2 separate regions of the Homo sapiens genome follow, and region 1 is linked to region 2. A link is an interaction called in ENCODE POLR2A ChIA-PET data of the cell type or tissue named here. Cell type or tissue: CD4-positive, alpha-beta T cell. All regions are shown on one strand. Each heading gives the region's core, and the rest is flanking DNA. Links, peaks and the distances in the headings are about the cores only. Region 1 overlaps LOC105379173 (a long non-coding RNA gene). Region 2 overlaps CDC42SE2 (CDC42 small effector 2).

Region 1 (9,978 bases), core at 2,108-7,107, 130 kb before region 2:
TATACATGTATATATACGTATACATATATATGTGTATATGTATACGTATATATACATGTATATATACGTATATATAAATATATATTTATGTACATATATGTGTGTGTGTGTGTATATATATATATATATTTTTTTTTTTTTTTTTTTTTTTTTTTTTTTTTTTTTTTTGAGAAGGAGTCTCGCTCTCTCACCCAGGCTGGAGTGCAGTTGCGTGATCTTGGCTCACTGCAACCTCTGCCTCCCAGGTTCAAGCAATTCTCCTGCCTCAGCCTCCTGAGTAATTGGGACTACAGGCGCATGCTACCACACCCGGCTAACTTTTTGTATTTTTAGTAGAGACAGAGTTTCACCGTGTTAGCCAGGATGGTCTTGATCTCCTGACCTTGTGACCCACCCACCTCAGCCAGAATTACTATAATTACAAAGAAATTAGAGAGATATTAAGACACTTTGAGTAAGTAAAATGTACATGAAATATACAAATTCATAGAAAACACAGCTTAACAAAACTATAACAAGATGGAAAACTTCATAGTCCTCTATTAAAGAAATTAAATCCTCTTTAAAAGCTTTTCCACAGAGAAAACTTCAGTCTTGGATGACTTTACTGGTAAGTTCTACCAAACACTTACAGAAGAAATAACAAAGTTGTATAACAAAATTTCAGAAGTAATAAGGATTTCTTTTTTCTTTTTCTTTTTTTTTTTTTTTGAGACAGAGTCTCACTCTGTCACCCAAGCTGGAGTGCAGTGGCACTGTCTTGGCTCACTGCAACCTCCGCCTTCCAGGTTCAAGCGATTCTCCTGCCTCAGCCTCCCAAGCAGCTTGGGATTACAGGTGCGCACCACTGCGCCCGACTGATTTTTGTATGTATTTTTTTTAGTAGCGACAGGGTTTGACCGTGTTGGCCAGGCTGTTCTTGAACTCCTGACCTCAAGTGGTCTGCCCACTTCGGCCTCCCAAAGTGCTGGGATTACAGGCGCCTGGCCAGGATTCCTTAAATAAGGTAAAAGAAAATGTAACTCTAAATGAAGTGATTGATATATTTGACTATACTAGAATGCATTCACCAAAAAACACCATTTACAAAAACAAAAAGCCTGTAGAGTTGGGAAATATATTAATTCATATAACCGTCAAAGGACAGGTGTCCAGGTATGTAAAGTACTTCTGTATACCAAAGAAAAGGAACACCCAATAGAAAAATGGGCAAAAACCTTAATGAAGCACTTCATAAAAGAAAAAATTATCTAATAAACATACAGAGAAGTGCTTTATCTCATTCTGTAAAACTCTGCATAGGTTCGGAATTGGCCATGGCGAAGTGTTAACTGTGCTGCTGTCTAATGTGGAATGTAGTGGCAGATGAACCTGGGAAGAGGAGAAACAAGAAAAGGGCTGAAAGGGGGAAGAGATGGTAGAAGAAAAAAAATACGTTGGATACAGTGGAACCACCAGGTGGCGCCACGCTACAATATGACTCTTGGAAGTCTCCTTTTAAAGAGAGAGCAAGGTAATTTCTTAGTCGTCATTGCAGATGTTTCTGCAGCCAATAGTGAAATATTTGACAAAATTGAAGCATTTCCAAACCAGGAAATGTCATAGAATTTTAGGTTCTAGTTGGATAATCTTTGGATAACAGTGAATGATAGTATGGTATTAGCAATACTCTAATATGTATATTGTTTGTAAATGTGGGCATAGGATTTGCAATACTCAGTAAGCATTGGATTTTTTCAGGGACCACAAGAGAAACCTACCAGAAAATACAAATGGTCCAACTCTGAATGGGAATGAAAAACATACCTGTACAAAATATGCACTAAAAAAAAAAAATCAGAAGTCTAACAATATATATTGAACAACTGTGTATTACAAAGACTCCCTGGCAAGTTCTCATCTGTTCTGACCAGTTGGTATTTTCAGCGTTCTTCTTTCACTTTGGCCATTTTGGTTGGTATGTAATGGTATTGTGGTTTTAGTTTGCATTTCCCTAGTTATTAGTGGGGTTGAGCACCTTTTTCATATTACTATAGGCCATTTCCTCTTTTATGAAATGCCTTTGTAAGTATTCTTTTCTAAATCGATTTCGAGGTGTTCTTTATATATTCTGGATCTGACTCCTTTGTCAGCTATACCTGTGGCAAATAGCTTGTCCCTCTCTGACTTGCTTTGTCATACACTTAATGGTGTCTCTTGAGAAGTTCTTAACTTTAAACTAGAGAAATGTATTATTCTTTTCCTTTATAGTTAGTGCTTTTTGTGTTGCAGGGTTTTTATTAAATCATTTTCTACTGACTTTTTTTTTTTTGAAATGGAGCCTTGTTCTGTAGCCTAGGCTAGAGTGCAGTGGCGCCATCTCAGCTCACTGCAGCCTCTGCCTCCTGGGTTCAAGTGATTCTCCTGCCTCAGCTTCCCGAGTAGCTGGATTTATAGATGTCCACCACCACTCCCGTCTAATTTTTGTATTTTTAGTAGAGACAGGGTTTCACCATGTTGGCCAGGCTAGTCTCAAACTCCTGACCTCAAGTAATCCACCCACCTCAGCCTCCCAAAGTGTTGGAATTACAGGCGTGAGCCACTGCACCCAGCCTTTGTGTTCTGCTTAAGAAGTCCTTACTCTAAGTTCATGATTATATTCTGTGTTACATTTTAAATGTTTTGCCTTTTAAATTTAGCTCTAAAACAGATCTGGAATAGATGTTTATGTGTAGTATGAGGTAGGAGTCAGGTTTCATTCCTCTACCTACAGATTGTTCCTGCACCATTTATTGAAAAGACATTTTGTCTAGTGCACTTCACTGCCATCTTTGCTGTAAATCAAGTGTCCATATATACTTGAGTGTCCAGTATACTTGAGTTTATTTCTGGGGTCTGTATTCTGTTTCATTAGCCTGTTTATTTCTCCATTTTCCAATACCACACTCTTAATTACTCTAGTATTACACATATCAATATCTTAATGAGAAAGTTCTCTAACCCTGTTCTCCTTTTTTGATGTCTTGTATCATTGTATTTCCAAAAAATTTTAGAACCAGCTTACCAACTTACACACAAGTACACTTACACATATGCATACAATTGCAATTTTCATTGTGATTTTCTTGAATCTATATATCATTTTGAAGGAGAGTAACATCTTGAAATTTAGTCTTCTGATCTATGAATGTAGTATATTTCTCCACTTAGATTTTCTATTGCTCTGTTTTATTGTTTTGGTTTAAGAGTTTCATACTTTTTATGTAAGATTTATTTTTAAGCAGTATGTTTGATGCTATTATAAATAGTAGCTTCTAAATTTTCAGTTGTTAATTATTCTCTCTTTTAAGAGATGGTTTCTTGCTCTGTTGCCCAGGCTGGAGTGCAGTGGTGCAATCACAGCTGACTATAGCCTCGACCTCCTCCAAGGTAGAAGGGACTACAAGTGCACACCACATGGACCCAGCTAATTTTTTAATGTTTTTGTAGAGACGGGGTCTACTAATTTTGCCCAAGCTGGTCTTGAACTCCTAGGCTCAAGTGATTCTCCTGCCTTGGCTTTCCAAAGTGTTGGGATTACACTTACGAGCCACTGTGCCCAGACTTTGATTATTTTTTGTCAAATAGAAATAAAATTGATTTTTTAATGTTGTTCCAGTGTCCAACAGTCTTACCAAACTCACTGAATCCTAATAATAATAATAATCTCAGATTTTCTATATAGACATGTAATCTGCAGCTAAAGGCAGTTCTATTTCTTCCTTTCTAATTCTTATGCCTTTTATTTTTTCAGTTACCCAGAACTTCCAATATAATGAATAGAAGTGATGATAGAGAAAAACTGTCAACAATAAATACACTGTGTGCAGTAAGTTTTATGTATTAACTCTTTGTCAGATTAAGAAAGTTCCCTTCGATTTATAATTTGCTGGAACTTTTTAATTATTAATAAATGTCAGACTCTATCAAATGCTTTTTCTGCATGTATTGAAATAATTGTGGGTTCTTGCTCCTTTATTCTATTAACATGTCCCAATTACTATGGCTGTGTAACAAATCAACCCAAAATTTAGTGGCATGAAACAACCATTTATTATGCTTGTTTATTGTTCAGGAATTTGCACAGGGTTTAGAAAAGCTGGCTTTTCTGTGCTCCACAGTGATTAAGGCCTTAGCTGAAAGATTCAGGCTCAGGACAGGAATTATTTGAAAGCTCATAGCTGAGAGTTAATGCTGGCTGTTGTTTGAGGCCTCTATTCCTGACCACGTGAACCTCTCCATGTGATCTCTCCATATGGGCTGTTTTGGCCTGCCTCAGATCATGGAGGTTGAGTTTCAAGGGCAAGTATCGCAAAAGAGAGAGCCAGGCAAGCTGTATCACAGTGTGTCACCCAGGTTCAGTGACAGGGAAGCAGAGGAAATTGTTGATAAAAAGTAACAAGGTTCTAGAAGACCATGTCAGAGAATATTGCTGTGGCTGTTTTTGAAAAATACAGTCTGCCACCCTGGTGTCCTAGTAGTCATGCCCTTTGCCATTTTCTACTGTATCATCCCCTTGGTTATGATTGAGACCTGTGAGTTGCTTCACAGCAATAGAAAATGGCAAAGGTGGTGTAATGTAGCTGCACGATTATGTTACACTGTATAAGACTCCATCTTGCTAGCAAACTAGCTCTAGGCTCTCCTTGGCTTAATGAAGTGCACATGTTGAGGAGGCACATGGGGACATGAACTGCAGGAGGCCTCTAGGAGCTAAGGGAGGACTGCAGCCAATAGTCAGCAAGAAGCCAGAGCCCTCAGCTCCCCAGCCACAGGAAATAGATTCTGTTAACCATTTGCGTGAGATCGAAAGTGGCTTCTTCCCTAGTTAAGCCTAGACAAAAACAGGCTACAGTTCAGTGATCTCTGAAGGTAGTACTGAAAAATTCAGTGTCCTGTTGGATAAGGTGCTCATCCTTTCTAAATTTCAGTTTCCTAATTTTTAATGACAATATTGTTATCTGTAGGGGTTCAAATAAAGTCCATTCCATTCTGATTGGGAGAGCACAGTGTATATTTTACACTGGAATACTTGAAATGCATTTTATATAACATTTAAAATACATATTTCAAAAATATTTCTTTAAATTATCAATATTAAAAGTAATATTATTTAAATTATTATCAAATAAAATCTCTCTGTCAACAACAGAAAACCCAATTTAAAATGGGCAGAAGGTCGAGCAATGCCTGTAATCCCAATACTTTGGGAGGCCAAGGCAGGAGGATATCTTGAGTTCAGGAGTTTGAGACTAGCCTGGGCAACATAGAGAGACCCCATCTCTACAGAACATTTTAAAAATTAGCCGGGCATGGAGGCGCGTGCCTGCAGTCTCAGCTACTTTGGAGGCCATTCAGGAGCGTCACTTGATCCTGGGAGGTTGAGGCTGCAGTGAGCCGTAATCACACCACTGCACTTCAGCCTGGGTGACAGAGGGAGACTCTGCCAAAAAGGGGTTGGGGGCAGCAAAAATGGCCGAGCACTGTGGCTCACACTAGAATCCCAGCACTTTGGTAGGCTAAGGCAGGAAGATTACTTGAGCCCAAGAGTTCACGACCAGCCTGGGCATCATGGTGAGACCCTGTCTCCACAAAAAATTTAAAGATTAGCCAGGCGTGGTGGCAGATACCTGTAATCCCAGCTACTCAGGAGGCTGAGGTGGGAGGATCGCTTCAGCCCAAGAGATGAGGCTGCAGTGAGCCCTGATTTTGCCACTGCACTCCAGCCTGGGTGACAGAATGATACCCTGTCTTTAAAAAAAAGGTAAAAGATTTGAATAGATATTTCTCCAAAGAAGATAACAGTTGGCCAACAAGCACATGAAAAGTGGTTCAGTGTCACTAATCCACAAGTCAAAATCACAACAAAATACCACCTCACACCCATGAGGATGGTTACTGTCAAAAAAATTGAAAATAACAATTGTTAGAGAGCATGTAGAGATATTAGAAGTCATGTACACTCTTGATGGGAATGTAAGTAATGCAACTGCTTTGGAAAATAATATGTAAGTTCCTCAAAATATTAAACATGGAATTACCATATGATCCAGCAGTTCCACTTCTGGGTACATATATATGTGTGTGTGTGTATATATACATATATGTGTATATATATGTGTGTGTGTATATATACATATATGTGTATATATATATATGTATATATGTGCAAAAGAATTGAGAGTAGGGTCTCAAAGAGATATTTGTACACCCTTGTTCATAGCAATATTATCAGCAATGGCTAAGGTGGAAGCAACCCAAGTGCCCATCAGTGGATGAATGGATAAAATGCTGGATGCATACAATGAATGAAACATTATTAACCTTGAAAAGGAAAGAAATTCTGACATGCTGCAAAATGGATGAACCTTTTTACAATTGTTTTAATTTTTTTTCTTTTTCTTTTTTTTTTTTTTTTTTTTTTTTGAGACGGAGTTTCGCTCTTGTTGCCCAGGCTGGAGTGCAGTGGTGTGATCTTGGCTCACTGCAACCTCCGCCTCCTGGTTTCAAGTGATTCTCCTGAGCCTCCCGAGTAGCTGGGATTACAGGCATGCACCACCATGCTCGGCTGATTTTTGTATTTTTAGTAGAGACAGGGTTTCTCCATGTTGGCCAGGCTAGTCTTGAACTCCCAACCTCAGGTGATCCGCCCACCTCGGCCTCCCAAAGTGCTGGGATTACAGGCGTGAGCCACCATGCCCAGCCAATTGTTTTAATTTTTAATTTTTTTTTTTTGAGATGGAATCTCGTTCTGTCACCCAGGCTGGAGTGCGGTGGCACGATCTCAGCTCATTGCAACCTCCGCCTCCCACATTCAACTGATTCTTCTGCCTCAGCCTCCCTGAGTAGCTGGAATTACAGGCATGTGCCACCATGCCCAGCTAATTTTTGTATTTTTAGTAGAGACGGGGTTTCACCATGTTGGCCAGGCTGGTCTCGAGCTCCTGACCTCAGGTGATCTGCCCACCTGGGCCTCCCAAAGTGCTGGGATTACAGGTGTGAGCCACTGCACCCAGCCAATTTTTTTAATTTTTAACTTTTGTGGGTACATAGGTATATATATTTATGGGGTACATGAGATGTTTTGATACAGGCATGCAACATGAAATAATCAGAGGGAGAATGGGGCATCCATTCCCTCAAACGTTTATCTTTTATATTACAAGCAATCCAATTACACACTTTTATTTAAAAATGTATATTACTGACTGTAGTTACCCTATTGTGCTGTCAAATAGTAAGTCTTACTCATTCTAACTATGTTTTTGTACCTCTGGTAACCACCCTTCTACTCTCTATGTCCATGAATTCAATTGTTTTGATTTTTAGATCACACACGTGAGAACGTGTGATGTTTGTCTTTCTGTGCCTGACTTATTTCACTTAACGTAATGATCTCCAGTTCCAACCATGTTGTTGCAAATGACACGCAGGATCACATTCTTTTTTATAGCTGAATAGTATTCCATTGTGTATATGTGCCACTCAATTTTTTTTTTTTTTTTTTTTTTGAGGCAGGGTCTCTGTCACCCAGGATGGAATGCAGTGGCGTGGTCTTGGCTCACTGCAACCTCCACCTCCTGGGCTCAAGTGATCCTCCCACCTCAGTCCCCCGAGTAGCTGGGACCACAGGCATGTGCCACTACGCCCAGCTAATTTTTGTATTTTTAGTAGAGACAAGGTTTTTGTCATGTTGCCCAGGCTAGTCTCAAACTCCTGAGCTCAAGCTGTCTGCCTGCCTCAGCCTCCCGAAGTGCTGGGATTACAGGCATGAGCCACCGCGCCTGGCCTGTGCTACGTTTTCTTTATCCATTCATCTGTTGATGGACACTTAGGTTGCTTCCAAATCTTAGCTTTTATGAGCAGTGCTGTAACAAACATGGGAGTGCAGATATCTTTCCTTTGTTTTGGGTATATATACCCAGCAGTAGGATTGTTGGATCCTACTGTTGGATGGTAGCTCTATTTTTAGTTTTTTGAGGAACCTCCAATAGTTCTCCATAGTGGTTGCACTAATTTACATTCCCACCAACATTGTACAAGGGTTGCCTTTCCTCCACATTTTTGGCATTTGTTATTGCCTGTCTTTTGGATATAAGCCATTTTAACTGAGGGTGAGATGATTTCTCATTGTAGTTTTGATTTGTTGCCATTTGTATGTCTTTTGAGAAATTTCTATTCAAACCATTTGCCCATTTTTTTTATTGTATTAGATTTTTTCCTATGGAGTTGTTTGAGCTTCTATATATTCTGGTTATTAATCCCTTGTCAGATGGGTAGTTTGCAAATATTTTCTCCCATTTTGTGGGTTGTGTCTTCACTTTGTTGATTGTTTCCTGATTGTTTCCTTTGCAGTGCAGAAGATTTTTTTTTTTTTTTGAGATGGAGTCTTGCTCTGTTGCCCAGGCTGGAGTGCAGTGGCATGATCTTGGCTCACTGCAAGCTCCACCTCCCAGGTTCACGCCATTCTCCTGCATCAGCCTCCCAAGTAGCTGGGACTACAGGCGCCCGCCACCACACCTGGATAATTTTTTGTATTTTTCAGTAGAGACGGGGTTTCGCCGTGTTAGCCAGGATGGTCTCAATCTCCTGACCTCGTGATCCACCCGCCTCGGCCTCCCAAAGTGCTGGGATTACAGGCGTGAGCCACCGTGCCCGGCCCAGAAGATTTTTAACTTGTTGTGATTCCATTTGTCCATTTTATTTTATTTTATTTTATTGAGACAGAATCTCACTCGGTTGCCAGGCTGGAGTGCAGTGGCGCGATCTCGGCTCACTGCAGGCTCCACCTCCTAGGTTCAAGTGATTCTCCTGCCTCAGCCTCCAGAGTAGCTGGAACTACAGGTGTGCGCCACCATGCCCAGCTAATTTTTGTATTTTTATTAGAGACAAGGTTTCACCATGTTGGCTAGGATGGTTTTGATCTCTTGACCTTGTGATCCACCCACCTCAGCCTCCCAAAGTGTTGGGATTACAGGTGTGAGCCACCACACCCGGCCCCATTTGTCCATTTTTGCTTTGGTTGCCTGTGCTTGTAGGGTGTTGCTCATGAAATTTTTGCCTAGACCAATGTCCTGGAGACTTTCCTCAATGTTTTCTTGTAGTCGTTTCATAGTTTGAGGTCTTAGTTTTAAATCCTTAATCCATTTTGATTTGATTTTTTTATATGGTGAGAGGTGTCTAATTTCATTCTTCTGAATATGGAAATCCAGTTTTCCCAGCACCATTTATTGAAGAGACTGTCTTCAGTGTATGTTCTTGGCACCTTTGTTGAAAATGAATTCACTCTAGGTGCATGGACTTCTTTCTGTGTTCTCTATTCTGTTCCATTGGTCTTTGTCTGTTTTTATGCCAGAACCATGTTCTTTTGGTTACTATACCTCCATAGTATAATTTGAAGTCAGGTAATGTGATTCCTTCTGTTTTGTTCTTTTTGCTTAGGATAAGCTTGGCTGTGCTGAGTCTTTTGTGGTTCCATATAAATTTTAGGATTTTTTTTTTCTATTTCTGTGAAGAATGTCATTGGTATTTTAATAAAGACAAAATAGATGAACCTTGAGAACAAACATGCCAAGTAAAATAAGCCAGTCACTGAAAGACAAATATTGTATGATTCCACATATATATGGATACATGAGAACATGTATATGAATTTATGAGGTACTTAGAGCAGTCAAATTCATAGATAAAGTAGAATGGTGGTTGCCAGGCGTAGGGAGAAATGGGGAGTTATTTAATTAGTATAGTTTTGCAAGATGAAAATGTTCAACAGCAATGCGAATGTGGTTGTACAACATGTGAAAGTACTTAACACTACTGATATCGTACTCTTAAAAATGGTTAAGACTTCTGGGCTTGATGGCTCACACTTGTAATCCTGGTACTTTGGAAGGCCAAGGTGGGTGAATCACTTGAGGCCGAGAGTTCAAGACCAGCCTGGGCAACATGGTGAAATCCTGT
Region 2 (9,978 bases), core at 1,839-6,838:
ACTGCACTCCAGCATGGGTGACACAGTGAGACCCTGTCCCCCCAACCAAAAAAAAAAAAAAAAAGCTACATTTCCCAGACTTTCCTTTACAGTTAGTATTGGAAATGCAAACAAGGTTCTGCTAGTTAGACAGCCTCTTATGAGATTTGTAAAGCAGAAGTGATAATGGAAGCTATCTTTCTGTTGCTGATTTAAGTGGTGAGCAATGACACAAAGAAGGTTTAGAAACAATTGTGATAGCCTAACTCTACTCACCAGATATAAAGGCAACTGGAAGAAGCTGTGGTACCAGATTCAGTGTTCCTATGACTACTTACCAGTTTGTTTCCTGACCTCTCAGTCACAGCTATGGGCTTATGTTCTTGAATATATTAATCTAGTGATAACCCTCTGATTCCAGCTCTTCCAGACCATGCAATGATTTTGTAAGTACCAAATTGCCTACCATAAGATATCTTTCTGCCTAAAAATCCTAGAATAGAGTTTGTTTCTTGCAAGGAGCTCTGAAAGAAACAATACTGTTCATTATGCTTAAAATATGCATTGCCTGTATTTTTCCTCTCCCTCATTTCAGAAGTCAAATACACAAGAATTATTCTACACTGCTATTATAAATTGAAATGCTTAGGTCCATGTGAAAAATTAAAAGTTCTCTTAGCCATAGTCAGAAATTATTTTATTTATAATATATGCTAATCATGAATCAATATAGAATATTAACACTCCTTACACTGATGATCCTGCTTTTCTTGGCTGAATAAATTTATATCAGTAACATACAAAGATACAGCTACTGTTGGTTTTACGGTTTTGGGTTTTATTTTGGGGCGGGGGGAGCAACAGGGTCTCACTCTGTCACCCAGGCTGGAGCACAACCCGAGCTCACTACAGCCTCAACCTTCCAGGCTCCAGAGATCTTCCTGTCTCAGCCTCCTGAGTTGCTGGGACAAAGGTGTATACCACCTCACCAGGCAATTTTTTTTTTTTTTCAGAGACAGGGTTTTTTTATGTTGTCCAAGCTGGTCTCAAACTCCAGGGCTCAAGCAATCCTCCCACCTTGTCCTCCCAAAGTGCTGGGATTACAGGAATGAGCCACTGTGCCTGGTCTGGGTTTTGTTTTTTTAGAGATAGGGTCTCATTATGTTGTCCAGGCTAGACTCAAGTCCTTTGGCTCAAGCAATCCTCTCACCTCAGCCTCCCATGTAGCTGGGACTAAAGCGCACACCACCATAGGCAACCTCTATTATCATTTAAAAAAACTATTCTTTTACTTTGATTATAAAAGGAATATATGATCATTGTAAAAAGTGTGGAAAATATAGAAACATTTTTAAATTGGGGGCTGGGCCCAGTAGCTTACATCTGTAATCACAGTGCTTTAGGAGGCTAAGGCACAGGATTGCTTGAGCCCAGGAGTTCACAACCAACCTGGGCAACAGAGCAAGACCCTATCTCTACCAAAAAAAATTTTTAAATTAGCTGGGCATGATGACATGTGCCTGTAGTCCTAACTACTCAGGAGGCTGAGGTGCGAGGCTTACTTGAGCCCTGGAGTTCGAGGTTACACCAAGTATGATCACACTACTGCACTCCATCCTGGGCAACAGAGGAGACTAAGAAAATTAAAAATAAAGAAATTAATAACCATCCCCCAAAACCAGGTACACTGAACAGTTGTACACGTACAATTTTGTATCCTACTTTAGCACTCTAACAATTGTTTTCCTTTGAAATCCTTTACAATGAATTACTAATAAAAGATATATGCAGATGTACCTAATTTAACGACTCTTTTTTGTTAAAAATTAAGGTAATTTTCAATTTTTTAAAATTATAACTAATGCTTCACTGAATACTTTTGGATAAAAAGCTTTCTGAAGGATAAATGTGTTATATCCATGCAATGGGACATTATTCAGCCATTAAAAGGAATGAAGTACTGATACATACCACAACATGGATAAACCTTGAACATATTATGCTAAGTGAAAGAAGCCAATTACAAAAGGCCACATATTTCCTACACGGCTGATGGAAACGTAAAACTATGCAGCCACTTTAGAAAACAGACTAGCAGTTCTGCAAAATATTAAACACAGAGTTACCATACAACCCAGCAACTCTACTCCTAGGTATATATACCCAAGATAAATTAAAACAAATCCATGCAAAAACTTGTACATGAATGTTCATATTTATAGCAGCATTATTCATAACTGAAATGTGCAAACAACCCAACGTCCATTCACTGATAAATGGACAAATAAAATACTGTATAAGCATTCAACAGAATAATATTCAGCCATAAAAGAGAATGATGGGCCTGGCGCAGTGGCTCACACCTGTAATCCCAGCACTTTGGCAGGCCGAGATGGGCGGATCACCTGAGGTCGGGAGTTCAAGACCAGCCTGAACAACATGGAGAAACCTCGTCTCCATTAAAAATACAAAATTAGCCAGGCATGGTGGCACAGGCCTGCAATCCCAGTTACTTGGGAGGCTGAGGCAGGAGAATCACTTGAACCCAGGAGGCAGAGGTTGCAGTGGGCCGAGATCACACCACTGCACTCCAGCCTGGATAACAAGAGCGAAACTCCATCTCAAAAAAAAAAAAGAGAATGATGTACTGATACATGCTATATGAATAAATCTTGAAACATTATGCTAAATGAAAAAAGCCAGACACAAAAGGTCACATATCGCATGATTCCACTTACATTAAATGTCCAAAGAGGCAAATCTAGAAAGAGAAAATATGTAAACGGCTATCAGAGGATGTGGGGAGGGAAGAACAGAAATGACTACTCATTTTGTTTTGGGGTGATGAAAATATAAAATTAGTAGCAACGGTTGTACAACACTGACTTATGTAAAAAAGGTGATTTTGGCCAGGCGCAGTGGCTCATGCCTGTAATCCCAGCACTTTGGGAGGCCAAGGCGGGCAGATCACCTGAGGTCAGGAGTTCGAGACCAGCCTGAACAACATGGAGAAACCCCATCTCTACTAAAAATACAAAATTAGCCAGGCATGGTGGCACATGCCTGTAATCCCATCTACTCGGGAGGCTGAGGCAGGAGAATCGCTTGAACCCGGGAGGTGGAGGCTGCGGTGAGCCGAGACTGCACCACTGCACTCCAGCCTGGGCAACAAGAGTGAACCTCCATCTTAAAAAAAAAAAAAAAGGGCCAGGTGCAGTGGCTCACACTTGTAATCCCAGGACTTTGGGAGGCCAAGGCAGGCGCATCACGAGGTCAGGAGATCAAGACCATCCTGGCTAATATGGTGAAACCCCGTCTCTACTAAAAATACAAAAACATTAGCCAGGCATGGTGGCGGGCACCTGTAGTCCCAGCTACTCGGGAGGCTGAGGCAGGAGAATGGCATGAACCCGGGAGGCGGAGCTTGCAGTGAGCCGAGATCGCGCCACTGCACTCCAGCCTAGGTGACAGAGCAAGATTCCATCTCAATAATAATAATTTTAAAAAGGTGATTTTTTATGTGAATTATCTCAATTAGGGTGTCATTAAGGAAGGAAAATAACCTCCTCTCCCCCCAAAGAAGAAAAAAAAAGGTTACTTCCTTAGAATAATCTCTCAGAAGTGGAAATACACACAAATATGCCAAAGCGCTTTTGAAACAGGTTCCAGATTTATACTACCTCCAACAACATATTTAGTACCTGTGTCATCACTGTACTCAGGTCTGAACAAGCACCATTCCTTAAACCTTAAATCTGATAAGAGAAACTTGCTATTGTTTATTACTTTAAAAATGAACACTTTCTCCCCATATCTTAATCATAAACTTTTCAAATGGTCAGTTCTTAGCCTTTAAAAGTGACTTCTCTATGTATATAACACAAATGTTTCGATTTCTCAGGAAATGTAGAAATGGACTTTCTTACAATTTTGGTCAGCAATAATTAACTCATCCTAACTCAGTTCTATTTCAGCTTTTAACCTTAAAACTTTCCTTTAAGTCACATATTTTTAAAACAGTCCGAAAAACTACTCTCCTCCTTAGACAGGGAAATTAAAATTTCCCTGAAAGATCACTACCTGGGTTATACATGTTTCTAGTTTCCTGATGGCACTTAACTTTCAAGTGAAATGTCCAAGTGGCTCCCAAGACATTTTAAAACGATATGGTATTGTTGAAAGGAAATTAAACATTTATTAACATCTTATTCTACAAGCCAAATGCTTTATGTGCATTACTTCATTTAATCCTAACAAATGTATTACTCTCACTTAACTGAAAAGGAAAATGAAAATCACCAACGGTAAGAACTTGCCACGCAGCAAATATGCAGCAAAGTTAGAGATCAAATCGAGGTGTGTCTAAATTTCAAAGTCCATATTCTTTCTGCCACTTTACAATGCTTTCCAAGCTAAATGACTATGGAAAATCAGGCAAGACTTTGAATACTTGTTCTGCCACTTACTGTGTGACTAATTTCTAAACTTCTTCAGAGTAGAGTTTACAAAAACAAGGTCACTGTTCACAAAATAAATCTTAAAAGAGGAGGCTAAAAATTCACTGTGAGATGAAACTTTCTTTAAATACTATTTTTTCAACAGCAAAATGTATGGAATAATTCTAAACACTTTTCTAGAATTTGTTTCAAGATTCACTTTACCTTCCAACAGAGGCACTTGCATATCCACTCACAAACATGTAATGTAGATAAAAAACACTTCTTTAGGGGCTGTCAAGTCTCTTCTGTAGACCACAAATGCATCATTTCTCAGTAGAAAAGGCCACATCAACTACATTGCTCTTTACTCTTCTTTACCACATGAGAAATGTTTTCAGCAACATATACACCATTCAGGAAGTAGCACAAGGGGGTAAGAGAAAAAGCTACTGAAGAGAAAAAGACTGGAGGAGCTTGTGAGCAAGCAGTGATACAACACAGAAAGGACGAGGTTAAGAACAATAAAAATGAAGGCAAGACATCAGCGGTCTACTCTACCCCAGGTAATGGATATCACTGTGATCAAGGAAAAATCCTTAAAGGATCTTTGATTTGCTTTTACAATTGCTATTTAACGACCCAAACAACCACTTGACAAATTTGGAACTGGTGATTTCCAAAGAATGCAATATACCAATATATATGAGCAATTCTTCCACAAGGATTTTTCACATTCATAAAACAAAAATCAAAGGAAACATTAACATAAGAATTCTTACATGCTAAAATTTTTCCAAGAACTATTTCACTCCTCATTCTCACACATAAAAAGGGTAGCAATATCTAATAAAATTGTCATACTACAGATAGATGAAGGCCTTCAATAAAACACAGTTTTCTTCCAAAATTATTTTACTATTAAAGGATCAGTCGGACTTGGACAGACTAAAAAATATAAACTTATCTACAGGCTCATATTTTACCCTAGGGCTATTATTAAAATAATTCTGCTGTACATAGAATCCTGAATGGTTTTCATCAGCTAGTATAAAACAATCAGGCTATTGTGCAATGGTAAGAGGGCTCTTAAGAAAAAAATTACTGCTGAAAGTAATTCTTTTCTCCAGTTGACTTACCACATTCTACTCTCTATAAACACCATTGTTTTTAATCACAACTTTACCTACAGCTTTATCCTCGTCAAACAGAATTTTCACTTTCCAATATGACCCTTTCAAACTGAAGTAATAAAAAGTAATACTTTTATGATAATATTCGTTAAAGTGAAATGTCAGAGTCTATGTAAGATTTTGTGAAAAAACATATATTCATATTGAGGTATCTGGAAGGATGTTCATCAAAACATGACCACTGACTAGTTATTATATTTTAGGGTGGTAGGATTAAAACTTTTTCCTTAGCTTGTATATACTTTCTGATGTTCTACATTAAATACAGTTTGTGTGTGTGCATAAAAGAGAATAATTTCAGTTAAAGGGTAAGAAATGTAGACCCCATATTTTAATTCAGTAGCACCAGTTCAAATCCAGTTATTCAGAATTAACAAAGCAACTGTTGCTCAAAAAATGCCAATAAACTCCCGAGCCAACTAAGTTCAATTTTTCTTTGAGACAGGGTCTTGCTCTGTCATCCAGGCTGGAGTGCAGTGGTGTGAGCTCAGCTCACTGAAGCCTTGACATCCTAGGCTCAAGCAACCTCCCACCTCAGCCCCCAAGGAGCTGGGGTCATAAACACACTCATGCCCAGCTAATTTTTGTATTTTTTATAGAGATAGGGTTTCACCCTGTTGCCTGGGCTGATCTCGAACTCCTGTACTCAAGCAATCGCCCACCTCAGCCTCCCAAAGTGCCGGGATTACAAGCGTGAGCCAACCACTGTGCCCAGTCTCAGAGTTCAATTTTTAAACAATAATTTTTCTCCAGTCAGAAAATGCTGCCTGTAACTTTGTGTCTCTTTAAAGAACTGGGGGAGAAGGTAGAGGGAGAGTGTGGAAAACGGACTGGAATGTCCAGGTGACCACAGGAAAGGTAACAGGAAAAAACTTGAGAAAACAAGACAACACCATTTCATTGATTTGTAAAAGAAATCACAGAGTAGAAGAAAGTAAATTATCAGAGAAAGTAAGCAAGCACTTAAAGGGTAATAAGTAAAAGCAGAAAAAAAAGTTAAAAAAAATTGAACTCAGGAGTATTTATGTAAATTATTCTGAAAGGGGGGGGGGGAGGGCTGAGAAAATGCTATATAACAAACTGAATCAGTTCTGCTTTCTTGACCAGAAAAGTAACGCCTTTCAATAATCTTATTTAGCATAAGCAGTAAAACCAAGAACACTCTGTCAGAGGATCTGAAGATCTTTTGTGCCTGCTTTGGAATGAACTATTAGATACACAGTTAAACAATATACAAACATATAAATAGCACATTTTATGCAATAAATGAATCTAGAAGTAATCATCAGATGTAAAGAGAACATAACTTTGAAAAAGAAGGTAAAAGCACTGATATAACTCCACTGACCACCATAAAGAAATTTCTTTAAACCAAAATAAGTAATTCTACTAGACTAAACCATAAGAAATTGCCAATATTCACCAGGTGTGGTGGCTTACGCCTGTAATCCCAGAGCTTTGGGAGATCGAGGCATGCGCATCACTTGAGGTTGGGAGTTCAAGACCAGTCTGGCCAACATGATGAAACCCTGTTTCTACTAAAAATACAAAAATTAGTCGGGCGTGGTGGTGCACACCTGTAGTCTCACCTACTCGGGAGGCTGAGGCAGGAGAATCACTTGAACCTAGGAGGCAGAGGTTGCAGTGAGCCAAGACCAAGCCACTGCACTCTAGCCTGGGCAACAAACAGACTCTGTCTTTAAAAAAAAAAAAGAAGGGAGGGGAGAAGAGAGGAGAGGGGAGAGGAGAGGGGAGGGGAGGGGGAGGGGAGGGGAGGGGGGAGGGGAGGGGAGAGGAAAGGAAAGGAACTGCCAATATTCAAGCATTTTTTTTGTCTATAAAAACAACAATTTCATATGGTCCCACTGCCAGTGGTCTGCTGATAAATATTTGACCACCTCTTTGAGAAAAGGGCCCCTGATTTGTAGCTTCTGCAGTCTGCCATGCTGTAAATGTCCCACCATGGCCAGTTTCAAGCTACTAACATGATGTCACACATGGAGCTGGAGAGAGAGGCACAATCAGCTAACCAGTTCCAGCACAACACTGGCTCCACTTAACTACTCTGATCTAAGAATCATCACAACAGTTCCTAAATTTTCTCATCCTTTTCTAAAACAGGCTTTTATCGGAATAATCCAGTTTCTTTTCTAGGTTAGGAGAAATAGGCTTTTGACATTTTAAATTATTAATACACTAAAATCACTCACAAGGAAGAATAGGCCAGGCGCAGTGGCACACATCTGTAATCCCAGCACTTTGGGAGGCCCAGGCGGGATCTCCCAAATGTGGATCACATTCTCAACTAGCCTAGCCAACAAGGAGAAACCCCATCTCTACTAAAAATAAAAAATTGGCTAGCGTGGTGGCACACACCTGGAATCCCAGCTACTTGGGTGGCTGAGGCACAAGAATTGATAGGACCAAAGGCTGCAGTGAGTCCTGATCATGCCACTGAACTCCAGCCTGGGAGACAGAGCAAGACTCCATTTCAAAAAAAAAGTGGGGGGAATAGATGAAATTGGTACCTGGCTTTATCCTCTCAACACTTTTTTTTACTGAACACCTTTTGGTGCCAGTATTGTTTCGGGCATTGTAGACAGCAAGGAATAAGACAAAGGAAGTCCCTACTGTCATAAAAATTAATTTTAAAAAACACATAATTTCAAGGACTCACAAATGGCATGAAGAAATTAAAACAGTGATGGGGAGGACCTATTTTTAACTGAGTGGTGAGGAAGCAGGAGGTGATATTTAAGCTGAGATTGGAAAGGTAAAGGGCCAGGCTAAAAAACATCTGGGAAAACACCATTTCAAACAAAGGAAACAACCAGTGTAAAAGCTCTAAGCCAAGGCCAAGAATGGCATGTTTGAGAAACTGAACAGACTAACTTGGCCAGAGTGTAGTGAGCAAAGGTGAGATAATAGGCTGTTAGGGCCAAATTATGTACAGACTGTTGAGTTTGTATTTTCTGGGTGAGTACAGTTTATATCTTATTCTGAATGGGTTGAGAAACAACTTCACATAGTAGTTTGATAAATGTACTGAATGGAATAAATGAAGGCATAATGTCATGCATTATTTTAATGACCCCTTATGAGACTGGGGTCACACCTATTAATTGTATTCAGTTTTCTCAATATGACCACTTTGATTACTTAATAATCTAAACAGAACATTATGAAGTTAAAGTAGGATGGCGGGCATCAAACTATGAATACAGCTGAAATAAACTGAGTGGTAGGACTACACACCAGCTCAGAAACAAGGATCTCATTAATCCAAGATGGTTATGTGTGAAATGCTAACATATGAATTCAACTAGGTCAATGTCAAATTCTAATGAAAACTACCTAGTCTATAAAATAGATTATTTCAAAATTGTAAAGAAACACTTCTAGTGTGTCATCCAACATGATGATTTTATTTGGTATGTAAACAGGCTTTTTAAAAATTATAATGGTCGCCAAGTGCGGTGGCTCACGCCTGTAATCCCAGCAGTTTGGGAGGCCGAGGTGGGCGGATCATCTGAGGTCAGGAGTTCAAGACCAGCCTGGCCAACATGGTGAAACCCCACCTCTACTAAAAATACAAAAAAAAATAAAAAAATTAGCTGGGCATGATGGTGCATGCCTGTAATCCCAGCTACTAGGGAGGCTGAAGCAGGAGAATTGCTTGAAGCCAGGAGGCAGAGATTGCAGTGAACCAAAATTGCACCACTACATTCCCACCTGGGTGACAGAGCAAGTCTCCATCTCAAAAAAAAAAAAAAAAATTCTAATGGTCATGTTTATATGAGAGTCTAAATTGTATCTGCATATTACAAAAACTGTAAAGATATATATACACACCCACACACACATTGTGGCGATATGAAAGTCCCACAATACAAGTCAATAAAGACATAAATTATTGCATATTATACAAAAATGGGAAAATGTTTACACTGGTTTATCGAGAATAATTTATACTTGCACACAAACATTATCTCTTTAATTCACCAACTTCTAAGCCACCTATTTTAACAACTTATCTAAAAGATTTTTTTTTTTTTTGAAACAGGGTCTCATTCTGTCACCCAGGGTAGACTGCAGTGGTGAGATCTCGGCTCACTGCAGCCTCAACCTTCTAGGCTCAAGCAATCCGCCCACCTCAGCCTCCTGAGTAGGAGGGACTATGGGTGTACAGGCCTGGCTAATTTTTCTATTTTTTTTTTTTTTTTGTAGATGGGGTTTCGCCTCGTTGCCCAGACTGGTCTCGAACTCCTGAGCTCAAGCAATCCACTCACCTCAGCCTCCCAAAGTGCTGGGACTACAGACTTAGCCTATCGCACCTGGCCAAGATTTTTTTCTTAATCAACCAACAGCAA

Evidence for each region. Peaks named below come from ENCODE experiments on the same cell type or tissue, not always from the same donor. Only the 100,000 strongest peaks of a DNase experiment are listed, where the experiment ranks them.
Region 1: POLR2A ChIA-PET joins it to region 2 with 7 read pairs; 8 of 35 experiments call an interaction of 5 or more read pairs at or near these places.

The regions. Positions count from the first base shown.
Region 1 is chr5:131,408,940-131,418,917 of GRCh38, reverse strand. It overlaps LOC105379173 (a long non-coding RNA gene), which reads left to right. Exons shown (of 3, transcript XR_007058929.1): 2 at 1,741-3,847. Among named protein-coding and RNA genes, the nearest start is that of CDC42SE2, 150 kb to the right of the region's middle. In CD4-positive, alpha-beta T cell, for the core only: no CTCF peak of the experiment used is centred there; a DNase peak (open chromatin) is centred at 4,747; H3K27ac peaks cover 936 bases.
Region 2 is chr5:131,276,135-131,286,112 of GRCh38, reverse strand. The region is part of intron 1 of CDC42SE2 (CDC42 small effector 2); the gene reads right to left. Among named protein-coding and RNA genes, the nearest start is that of CDC42SE2, 17 kb to the right of the region's middle. In CD4-positive, alpha-beta T cell, for the core only: no CTCF peak of the experiment used is centred there; DNase peaks (open chromatin) are centred at 4,352 and 4,782; H3K4me3 peaks cover 3,253 bases; H3K27ac peaks cover 4,347 bases.